2 separate regions of the Homo sapiens genome follow, and region 2 is linked to region 1. Evidence: chromatin loops called from intact Hi-C (ENCODE). Cell type or tissue: K562. All regions are shown on one strand. Links, peaks and the distances in the headings refer to the core of each region. The heading gives the core; the rest is flanking DNA.

Evidence for each region. Peaks named below come from ENCODE experiments on the same cell type or tissue, not always from the same donor. Only the 100,000 strongest peaks of a DNase experiment are listed, where the experiment ranks them.
Region 2: it touches region 1 in a loop (2.2-fold over the local background); 8 of 110 quality-filtered maps call a loop at or near these places.

Annotation. Positions count from the first base shown.
Region 1 is chr5:75,614,845-75,620,231 of GRCh38, forward strand. ANKDD1B (ankyrin repeat and death domain containing 1B) reads left to right here. Exons shown (of 14, transcript NM_001276713.2): 2 at 1,960-2,063. Among named protein-coding and RNA genes, the nearest start is that of ANKDD1B, 6.1 kb to the left of the region's middle. In K562, for the core only: no CTCF peak of the experiment used is centred there; DNase peaks (open chromatin) are centred at 1,607 and 2,247.
Region 2 is chr5:75,665,626-75,671,012 of GRCh38, forward strand. It overlaps ANKDD1B (ankyrin repeat and death domain containing 1B), which reads left to right. Exons shown (of 14, transcript NM_001276713.2): 12 at 1,167-1,368; 13 at 3,627-3,758; 14 at 5,354-5,387. Among named protein-coding and RNA genes, the nearest start is that of POC5, 49 kb to the right of the region's middle. RefSeq lists an enhancer at 1,354-1,855. In K562, for the core only: a CTCF peak has its summit at 2,150 (motif pointing left); DNase peaks (open chromatin) are centred at 3,686 and 3,906; H3K4me3 peaks cover 411 bases.

The DNA.
Region 1 (5,387 bases), core at 311-5,310:
AACAAAGCAAGTAGCAGTTGGATTTAATCTCAGAATTAGGATTCTGACCAACTAGTCTAATGGAGGAAAAGAATGGTGAGGGAGGTAAGTGTTTGCATAGAAGTGATTTCATAGGTGGACCATGTGCTATGGTCTGAATGTGCAAAATAAATTTCTGTTTTTTTAAAATTACTTAGTGTCAGGTATTTTGTTATGGCAGCAAAAACAGACTGGCACCATGGAATCTAAACATGGTAAGGAGGGAAGTAAGGACATAGAGATGAAGAATATGAAAAAGGGCTAGAACTGTGGACTGGAGGACTTCATAAGGTTGCAGAATTTCTGGACTTGGAGAACTAGAGCAGCTGAGCTGAATGGATGAGAAGTTGTGGTCAAAGAATAGGATTCTGGAAGTCAAGATTTCAGAGGTAGTGCAGTTTGAGGGATGATTAGTTCAGGAATGTGTCTCTGAAATTTGATGGCTAAGGTCAGATCTGGGGAAGATTATTAGAGGTGACAGAGTCAGGGAACTAAGAGGCCAAGGTGTTGGATTAATCATCTGTGAGGAGGTTGAAGTCACCTAGAATGGTGACAAGAGTAGGGGTAGGAACGAAGAGAAGGATCCAGGTAATAGAAAGAATGAACATGTGAATCTGCATGAGTCTACTCAGGCTGCCACGACAAAGTACAGCAGACTGGATGGCTCAAACCACAGACAATTATTTTCTCACAGTTCTGGAGGCTACAAGTCCAACATCAAGATGTTGGAAAAGTTCAATTCTTCTTAGGCCTCTCTCCTTGGCTTATAGATGGCCACCTTCTCCCTGCCTTCACCTGGTCTTCCCTGTGTGTGTGTGTGTGTGTGTGTGTGTGTGTGTGTCCTAATCTCTCTTCTTATAGGGACACCAATCATTATCAGATTGGAGCCCATTTATATGACCTCATTTTACCTTAATTACCTCTTTAAAGGCCCTATCTCCAAATATAGTCAACATTCTGAGGTACTTGGGGTTAGGACTTCAACATAGGAATTTTGGAGGGACACAATTCAGCCCATAACAATATTTCCCAAGAAGATACTCCTTGGTTGGTCCTTGATTGGACTTGGCAGTATCCTGAAAGGTCTTTGCTTCGGCAAAAACTTGGGGAACATTGAATGTTATGATGGTACCATTTAAAAAACAAGGAAACCCTTAGGAAACTAATCCACAACACATCTACAGAAACCTCTCTTACGGTCCTTTCTGTTTGGAGATGGTATGTTATTGACTCCTACTTAACCTCAATTCTGGTCTTACCCCTTATGTTGGGCTGTCCTCTGAGAGCCCTCTACTCCCCTACATAACAAAAAACTCAATAAACCCTGGAATCTTCTCTGTGATAGTTAATAAAGCCTACCATATGAATGTGTATATGTGTGTGAAATGTGATGTTTATAGTAGATGTCAATCTACTTCTATGTGTTTTTATATAAATGAGAATAAAACATTTTAATCCCCTTTAACTTTGTGTCTGTATGTATGATGGGCTGCATTTTGAAATCTTCATGCAGGCCTGGCCTCGGTATAGAGTTCTGAAGACAACAGTTTTATCTCTGTAAGCTGTAGGAGCATTTGGACTCCTCCCTGCCTAATCTTGTACAAGGTTTTTTACAAACAATGCCCCCTGGGAAGTCTATGGCCGCCTTCTGACCTTCTAAGCCAGATACCAGGTTACTGACTTCAGGGTGGTCCTCATGAATAATGTTTTGTTTGGGGCCAGGAACATTTTTAAGGATGTGAAAGCGCTTGCAGCATGAGGAGAAAATGAAATCTTGATACTACAGTTTTGTAAGATATTGAAGCGAAGTTCCCATGTCTTAAATAAAACAGCAAAATGTGAAAGACTCAAAGCTGTTGTTACAAGGTTTGCCCTATGAAATATGCTTTCTCTTTGGCCTCCTTAAATTCCCTCAGTCATGCTTGCTTTGCTTTCTTTCAGTACTCCCAAATGAGAGAAGCTTTCAGAATGCTGCTAAAAGCAATAATTTGGATCTTATGGAGAAGCTGTTTGAAAAGAAGGTTAACATTAATGTTGTGAACAATGTGAGTAGAAGTCATAAATATGACAAGTGACTTCTCCAGTAATGGCTTGGATTTACACAGGACATCTGAAATAATAATAAAAATAAAAATCATGGTGCTGGCTGAGATAAGGGAGAGCTGCTTTGTTGGTAATCCCGGGGTGTTTAAGCTAAAAGGTGGAGTCAAACAGTGGAAGAGGCTCTGGGTGTTTTAATTCCTCTTCCAAGAAGGGGAGTGCACAGAATCTTCATGCCTATCTGTTCAAAGTCTGTGGGTGGGCAGTAAAGCCAGCTGTCAGGGTTGCAGGCCCGGACTTGGTCCTGGATTGTCGCCTGTGGATCAGTTTGGCCTCACACATTCTGGAAAGGCAGAACATTTTTTTGCTATACAATCTGGGTTGTTTTCTTGCCAATGATGTCCTTTGTGGTTCTGTTTTTCCAAATTTAAAAATCTAAAGAGGCGTGTGGATTTTCATTATACTGGTTTTGAAATGTAGTGCGTCTCCCTCTTGGGCAATGAGGCCTTATCTAAAACCTGGCTCTTACTTGTTCTTTAAGTGCCGGGTTTTAGCGGAGGGAAAGTCCACTGCCATAAATTTGGATTCTTTACTGCTTGCTTTTGTGAGGATTTCCTGATAGTCCTTTGAGGCCAGGTTTATCAAAGTGAAGGTTGGAGGCTGTGTCAATTGCTTAGGACAATTTGTGGAGTGGTTCAAGGTGGGTGTGGCAGAGGTGGATTTAATGGTATACGAAGCATAAGCTTCAGGGCCCTTGCTTGTACAGGCCCCTTGTAAGGCACTGAGAGGGCTCTAGTAATATGTTCCTATGACTATATGATTTTGTAAAATCTGAAAAAATGTAAGGCATTTTAACTGCAATTATTTAAGCTTTCTGACTCTGGCTTTAAGGAAGACTCCCTAAATAGTCTAAACTCAGGTTTCACAAAACCTGTGTCTGTCGCAGGCAGTAAGGTCCTAGAAACTGAAGCTGCAGAATCTGAAATCATGTCCCACGTGCAGTGGAAGAATGTTGTGCATGTGGCGGCAGTAGGGGGGTGGTGTGGCTTTGTGCTTATGTGTGGGGATGAGTGTGGGGATTGGTATGTCTGTGTATAATGTGTGTGTGTGATGTGTTATGGGTGTATATATAGTGCTCATGTTCCATAGATATCCTAGAATAGGAAAGCAGCAACATTTTGTAGCGTAACAATTTTAGGGACAAAAAGAAAAAAAAAGAAAGGAATCAAGAAAGGAAGGAAAGGCAGAAAGGAGAAAGGATGGAAAAGAGGAAAAAGAAAAGAAATAAGCAAGTCTCTTTGAAGGGAATATTTGTATAGTTTCAAAAATATTTGTGGATAGATATCTTTGAAGATTATTATGACCGTGGAAGGTTAACTGTGGGAGTAAGTGAAGCAATAATCACTTTTCCAAGTAGCAGGAAATAGATTCTCTAGTATACTATTCAAAACATTTAACATTTTTCCATATACAACTTTCTGTTATTTTAAACTTTTTCTTAATATTAAAGTACTTGGGAGAGATACTACAATCTGATATACTTTAACTTGCAGTGTGGCAAGTTATTATAAACTCCTAATGAATTGTATTATACTTTCTAATGACATCTGTTTACTGTTTACAGCAAATTGTTGACATGGTTACTTGTAGAGTTCCTTAAAACCAGTGATGATGGAGATTTTAAAAATATAAGTAATTTTATTGAATTATCTTGGGTGCAATTTTGGCTTACATCCTTATTCACAAGTAAAATTAATAGTGGAGCTTATAAGCCCATATTTGACATAGTAGAGCAAAGCTCCAGATTTCAGACAAAGTCATAATAACTGATGGGTTTTTTTGTTTTGTTTTGTTTTGTTTTGAGATGGAGTCTTGTGCTGTCACCGAGGCTGGAGTGCAGTGGTGCAATCTCAGCTCACTGCAACCTCCACCTCCTGGGTTCAAGCAATTCTCCTGCCTCAGCCTCCCTAGTAGCTGGGATTACAGACGCACGCCACCACACCCGGCTAATTTTTGTATTTTTAGTAGTTACAGGGTTTCACCATGTTGGCCAGGCTGGTCTCAAACTCCTGACCTCAGGTGATCCACCCGCCTTGGCCTCCCAAAGTGCTGGGACTACAGGCATGAGCCACCATGCCCAGCCATAACTCATGTTTTGTTGAACTTATTTTATCACTGGTTTAGCTATTGTGAAAGTTTTCAGAATCAAAATGGAGTCACCGATATTAAGAAAACCTTGACAAATAGAGCTGGGGAAGGCCATGAATACAGGGTTCTCATGCTTGTATACCTGATAACAAAAACTACCACAAAAGACTGCAAAACCCACAACCTTGCACAAACGCCATCACAACCTTACACAGAAAATATTCTGCAAGGACATCTGTGCAGCAACTGCCTAAGACTGGCGTCAGCTTGTTGTTGAACTTTGTAGCAAAGGATAATTATTTCAAAACAATTATATAATCCTCATTTTTTCCTTTAAAAACCTTTGTCTTCTTTTACTTCCCTAAATACACACATAGTTTTACTATGACATGCATATTCCCGTTGCAATGCTTTATTCCCAAATAAATATATTTTCTTTTGAGAGTATCTCTTATTATTTAGGTTGATGCTACCAAGAAAATCAAATATTTAAATGGTTCTCATTTTTTTATTATTTATGTATAACAAAGAATAGTAAAGCCATGCCCAGACATCTTATTTGGGAGCAAAAGCAGTGTCTAGAATATGGGGAATATGACACATATCACTTCCGAGCATAACTTCCATTATCTGAAATGTATTAGACTGTCTCTGGGTATCCCAGGAGCATCATGTTGACTTTCCTTTGGAGCAAGATAGTCATAGCTTTCTTTCTCTGCCTTCTGTCTTTCTTTCCTTCCTCCTTTCTTCACTCCTTTTATCCCTTCCTCCCTTCCTTCTTCCTTTCAGAAGGAATTTATTTGCTTCAGTAAAATTTACAGTCCAAAAACTTAGAGAAGAACGAACACGAGTGGATTGAATATCTAGGAAAATTTCCGCTATGCATTATTAGTATATTCTAAGCAGAAAAATTTACCATTATTAATGATTGCATAAGGGGGGAATCCAACTTTTACTTTCTAAACAAAACCCATTATATTGCTACAACATAATGCTACAATACAGTACAATATAAGCTGAAACAAGAATTTCATCTTGCGGCGTGTCCTTCAGTGGACTGCCAAATTCTCTGATGTTATCTCATAATGAAGGCAGAATTCGGCTGGACACAATTCTCATAACTTTCAAAGGTAAAGGCAAAGAGTGGAGCCAAACAATCAAAATAGAAACACTTGATAGAA
Region 2 (5,387 bases), core at 239-5,238, 51 kb after region 1:
TCCCATTCCTATTTCAACTTCTGTACACAAAGTTCAGATACTAGAGGAAGGTTTTGCCCTTCTTGGCCAAGCTTCCCGGGAGGAGCTTATTGCATTTCCCTTGTCGAGCTTCCTGGAGGAGGTTTCTGATGCTGTGAAGGATCCATGGTGGGGGCCCATCAAGTTCTTCTCATCAGTTTTTAAACCCAGGGTCCTAGACAGTTTTGGTTCATTTCCTGCCCCAGCCTGGATTCCCATCTTGTTGTCAAGAATATTTTCATTAAGATACACCTCTATTTAAGTGAAAGACAAAAATAGAAGTCACTATACATGAGAAAGGAAGTCCCAGACTTCTTGGTGGGCCACTTGTCCTGCATGTCCTTAACTGATCTGCAAACTTCTGCAGGAGGATTACCTGGAGGCCTAGTGGCATAAGCACAGCATGCAGTTCTAGGAAGCAGTGATGCCTGCTTTCACTCAGTGATTTTCTCCGGTGTTTGTGGTTTGATTCTGCAGGACTCTGGTGGATTCTGCAGAAGGGACAAAAGGAACCTTTCAACAGTCAGAAAACAAGATGCCAATCTAGGCATAGTGCTGTTGGTCTGAGCCTGGCTATAGTGACTTTAAATGATGTCCACTCCTGTCCTCTCCACTCCCTTAGTCACCTCTTCCCCAAGCCCCAGCCTGAGCTAGGCTCCTAGTTTACTCTCCTTATGCTCACCAGAGAGCAGGATGAATGAGGGACCAGCTGTGGGGTCTTATTAAGGATACAGCCAATCTGGGCTCACCGAAGCTTCAATATGAGAACATCAAATACCCAAAAGAAGAAATGGGGGTATGGGTTCAAACAAAGGCCATTAAAGATGGTTTTGTTGTTGTGACACATCCTTTGCCAAGACAGCCTCTCTGTTCTCATTCTCTGTTCTAAGCAGCATGGGACACAATAGGCAAAATCCCTCACATTTCCTGTGTCAGACAGACGGTACCCAAGCTTTTAATTTCAAGCATTTATTTCCATTTTGGATGGCAAAAAAAAAAAATATATATATGATCCAGTGACAGGAGGCATTGAAAACATAGTCTCGGTTACCACCTTACTAGTTATGTTTGAAAAACATATATACTCTGAAATAAGGTAATAAGTAGAACATGTCTGAAATCTTCTGATACAATTATTTTCACTTTAGGAGCATCATGAGAGCATCAGGGACCCGTCAACAGGCTTTACTCTGACATTCAAGCAAGATCACAGTCTGGAGACCAGACACATTCGCACGCTTCTCTGGGACCTGGCTTACCATCAGCTGAAGGCCAATGAGTGGCAGAGGCTGGCCCGTTCGTGGAACTTTACAGATGACCAGATTAGAGCCATTGAGGAGCAGTGGTCGGGTGAGTACAGACTAGATGATGTGGGCAGGAGGAATTCACTGTTAGGAACAGCAGTGCCTCCTGGTGTGAGGTCTTCCAAGGAAGTGTGTGGCACTCACAATAAGCTGCAGTCTTCAAGGGGCCCAGGAATAGGGGCAGTTAGCTTAGGTCCACACCAGTGATTTGGGCATTAAGATTTGCAGAAAGTGAACACTCATGGTCTGCAGTAAACCGAAGTTTGTAAAGGATGATTATGTGTATTGACCCATATCAGACATGTGCATTTAGCCTAGAGAGACAGTAAGATTCCCAACTGGACGGTCACTAAGGAAGCAAGCAAGGATTTAACAGTTGGTGTGTCAGTGGGAAGCCAATCTGATTTCTATGTTCCTTGAGACTGTCCTGGGGTGAATGGGTTCATTCTGTAATCAATAGGCTCGCTGTTTAAGTCTGCGCTCCAGAAAGAGGAATTCCTTAAAGCAGGTGGGTGTAGGAGAAAGGGTTGTTGTAGGACACTGCCTTAGGGGAGACTTGGCTGTGCCATGAGCGACACGGCAAATACAGACTCAGAGGGCTTTCTTGGCTAGATGATTCCAAGCAATGGAATCATTTCAGCTGGACTCAAACTGTCATAATTAGTGAAGTCAGGTCAGCTAGATTCCTTAATTTTGTTTTTTGTGGTTAGACGAAAACCTAGGAAACATAGAAAGTTTACTTGGCATTAATCAACTAATTAGCTTTGAAAACAATGAAGCAAACATGTTTCTTGGCAAAGTTTTCTATTCAGAGCACTGCCCTCTCATGGACATCCTAAGACGAGAAGGTGTCCTTGCTCAGGGGTCTATTTGTATTAGGGATTGCTGGGAACTGGGGATGGCAGAAGCACAGTCCATGAGCACACACTATTTATACCACATACAAGTAAATTATGAGACTTTGTATTGCACATTCTTAGGATACATTTTCATGTGAAAAATAGAAGATAATGTATTGAAAACATTGAATACTAACTAGTTTCTAACTAGAAAAATTTTTTTATTGTTAAGATTTCTTTTTTGTCATTAATTAGGCTTATAGTGTTCTGTGAAGTCTTTAGGAAAATTGAGTTGCCTCCTGGAACTCTAACTTGACCTAAAGAGATGACTTGAAAATATAGTGTATCTTCAGAGTACTTGCCAGCAGGATAAGGGGGATTTTAAAGTGTTTCGATGGAACCTTTATGGAGGGCCTGGAGTGTTTATTTCTGCTGGATGAGGGATAGATACATCAGCTCTCTAAGCCATGCATGTTTGATGGAGTTTATAATCTAGTTGGCACAATAACAATGACACTTGCAATTCAATTATATTGTGATCCAGGGTAAGGTTACTGGCACTGGGGAGTTTGTGGGCTTTTGATCAAAGGAGTGACAGACTCATGATGGTATTTAAGAAAAATTAGTTTGTCAAGAGCAAGATTAGGAAAGGAACAGAGGACTTGTCCAGGAGTACATTCTGTAAGTATGCAGTTCCCTCTCCCTGAAATGCCCGCTTCTCCATATCAGTCTGTCCAGTGAACTTCTCCCTCACCCCTGCAGAGCTCAGGCCCTTCCCTTGCACAGCATGTCTGCTCCTGCACACTCTCTCTCAGAGCAAGGAGCCTGTAGTGAAGTCCTGTTGGGAACCACAGAGGCTTTGTGGCTCCCTATCCCGGTACTTCCCCCAACACCTCTCTAGGCTGAGATATGCAGTGAGTATTTATCAAATGAATAATCCTGGCCCAGGGATGCAAACTTCCCTCAGAGTAGCTTCCTTGAGACTGGAGTGGCAGAATGAATGGTGCATGCTTGCTGCTCAGAGTGGGGAATATGGAGCAGCAGTGGCAGCAGCACCCGGGAGTTTGTTAGATGCATGGATTCTTACCCCAGACCTACTGAATCCAAACTTGCATTTTAGTAAGATACCCAGGTGAAATAAGCACTGTGAGTTTGAAGAGCACTGGTCTATGAGAAGTTGCATATTTCATTAAAATTGTTCCCCCTGGGCAGGCACCACAGCTGTCCTCTCTCTTGTACACTCCTTTGGGTGTGTGCCAAGCATAGCAGGTGCATAGCACAGGCTGGAGGGAAAGCAAATGCTGGTCATCATAAAGCAGCACAGCGAGGGCAACTGGAAGGGCTTTTTTCGAAGAGGAACAGGCAAGCAAACAGTCATTCAGAAAGTTTAGTTGGAACTGAGATCACAATGGAAAGAGATAGCAGCTCGTGGTGTTTTACCTCGGACCTCTTGTGCTTGGCACAGGAAATGAAAGCTTCCGTGAACATGGCCACAGGGCTCTGCTTATCTGGCTACACGGGACCCTGATGACTCAGGGTGACCCGGCCAAGCAACTGTATGAAGAGCTGGTACACGCAGGTTTCCCAAAACTAGCTGGTAAGTGACAGTTTCAACAACAGAAATTCTTTCTCCCTTAAAATTTCAGGAAGCAGTCTACAGAAATATCATCCTGACCAGCTACAGCCCCAGCGTGGTGTTAGCTGTGGCTCACACGGAGTATGGAACTATGGAAGGGGCTTGTAAGCTGTCAGCAGCTTCTCCTTTGGGGAATGACCCAGTCAATACTGGTTACTCATTAGCCTGGCAGTTCTGTGTCATCCCCCTACTCAGCATTTGAAAAAGTGTGGGAGTGTTTTTGTTTATGTGTATGTGTGGTGGGGGCAGGTGGGGTGGGGCAGAAGTGCTAAACTATCCCATACAGTTATAGGATTGTTCTCCACGACTAAGAGTTGTCTTGCTCAAAATGCCATTTTACCCCTGTTGATAAACTGCAGGTTAGTGTATTTGAAAATGTTATCTCTAGGTAGAACAAAAAGAGCAGACAGGCTATTACTTTGCCACCTGAGGTTATTGCTAAAAATCAGTCTGCCAAAATCACTGACCATATTGTCAGGAAAGATCCTTTAAAAACTTATCAATAAATTAGGCGGTGTTGTAGCTCTCATGTAATAACAAGCATTCAAGCAAAATACAGGAACATCTGCCATTATTTTCACTGAAGCAGTTTTACCTGGAGCAAGAAGATAAATGAGTGAACACCGACTGATCCAATAGTTTCCAGCAGTAGTAGGTACAAGGAACAATGTGTGGATACTTACCTTCCATCACATGATCTCATAATATTGGAGTTTTTCCCTCAACTTTTACCCTGTTCCCATTGGCCCCGAGAATACTCACCAGTGGTGCTTGCAGCATTTACCCTGAAAAAACTTTGCCATGAATTATCTTGTTTTTATTATTATTTTTGGATCACTCTAGTATATTGACTTTGGAAACAAAAGATATCATTCTACTTATAGCATTCTGGTTTTACTAGTGGTATTTCCATTTACAAAATATGGAAATTCTTGATCATTGAAAATGTCAAGTCCTAGAAAATGTAGCATTCCTATATGTGATGTTAACATCGTTCTCAAACAATTGTTGGCCAAAGATTCATTCCATGAATCCAATTTTTCAGAAATTGATGATTCGGATGATTCAGACTATTCTGATGTTAGTTCTGTTTAGAAATAACTCCAAGAAGTTTGTATATTTGTTTTTCACAATGAAAATCAGATTTGCTTCAGCCTCAAAGAGCGTATTTATGTAAAATTGAAGAAGTGCTGGCAGTGAGCTGCACTTTTTTTTCTAAATGGGAAAAGGGTTAAATGTATTCTTCCTATGAAAGAGGTTCCATAAGAACTCTTAGAGAAGATGAAGATGCAGTCCACTGAACTGGCTAAGGGTATGTGTTCTGACGCAAGGCTGTGTGAGCTCACTCTTGAACTCCAAAGCTGACTGACTGGTTGTAAACCTCGAGCAAGTTCTATGACCTTCCTGTGACAACCTTCTCATTTATTAACTAGGAAAGAAAATAAAAATGTTTACTTCAAAGGGCTGTTGTGGGATTTAATGAATAATAGTGCCTGGTAGACAATCAGTGCTTTAAAAATTTTAGGTATTCATAAATGTTATCTTATTTTTTCCAGAAAAGACTCGTCATTTCAAAAGCAAAACTGACTC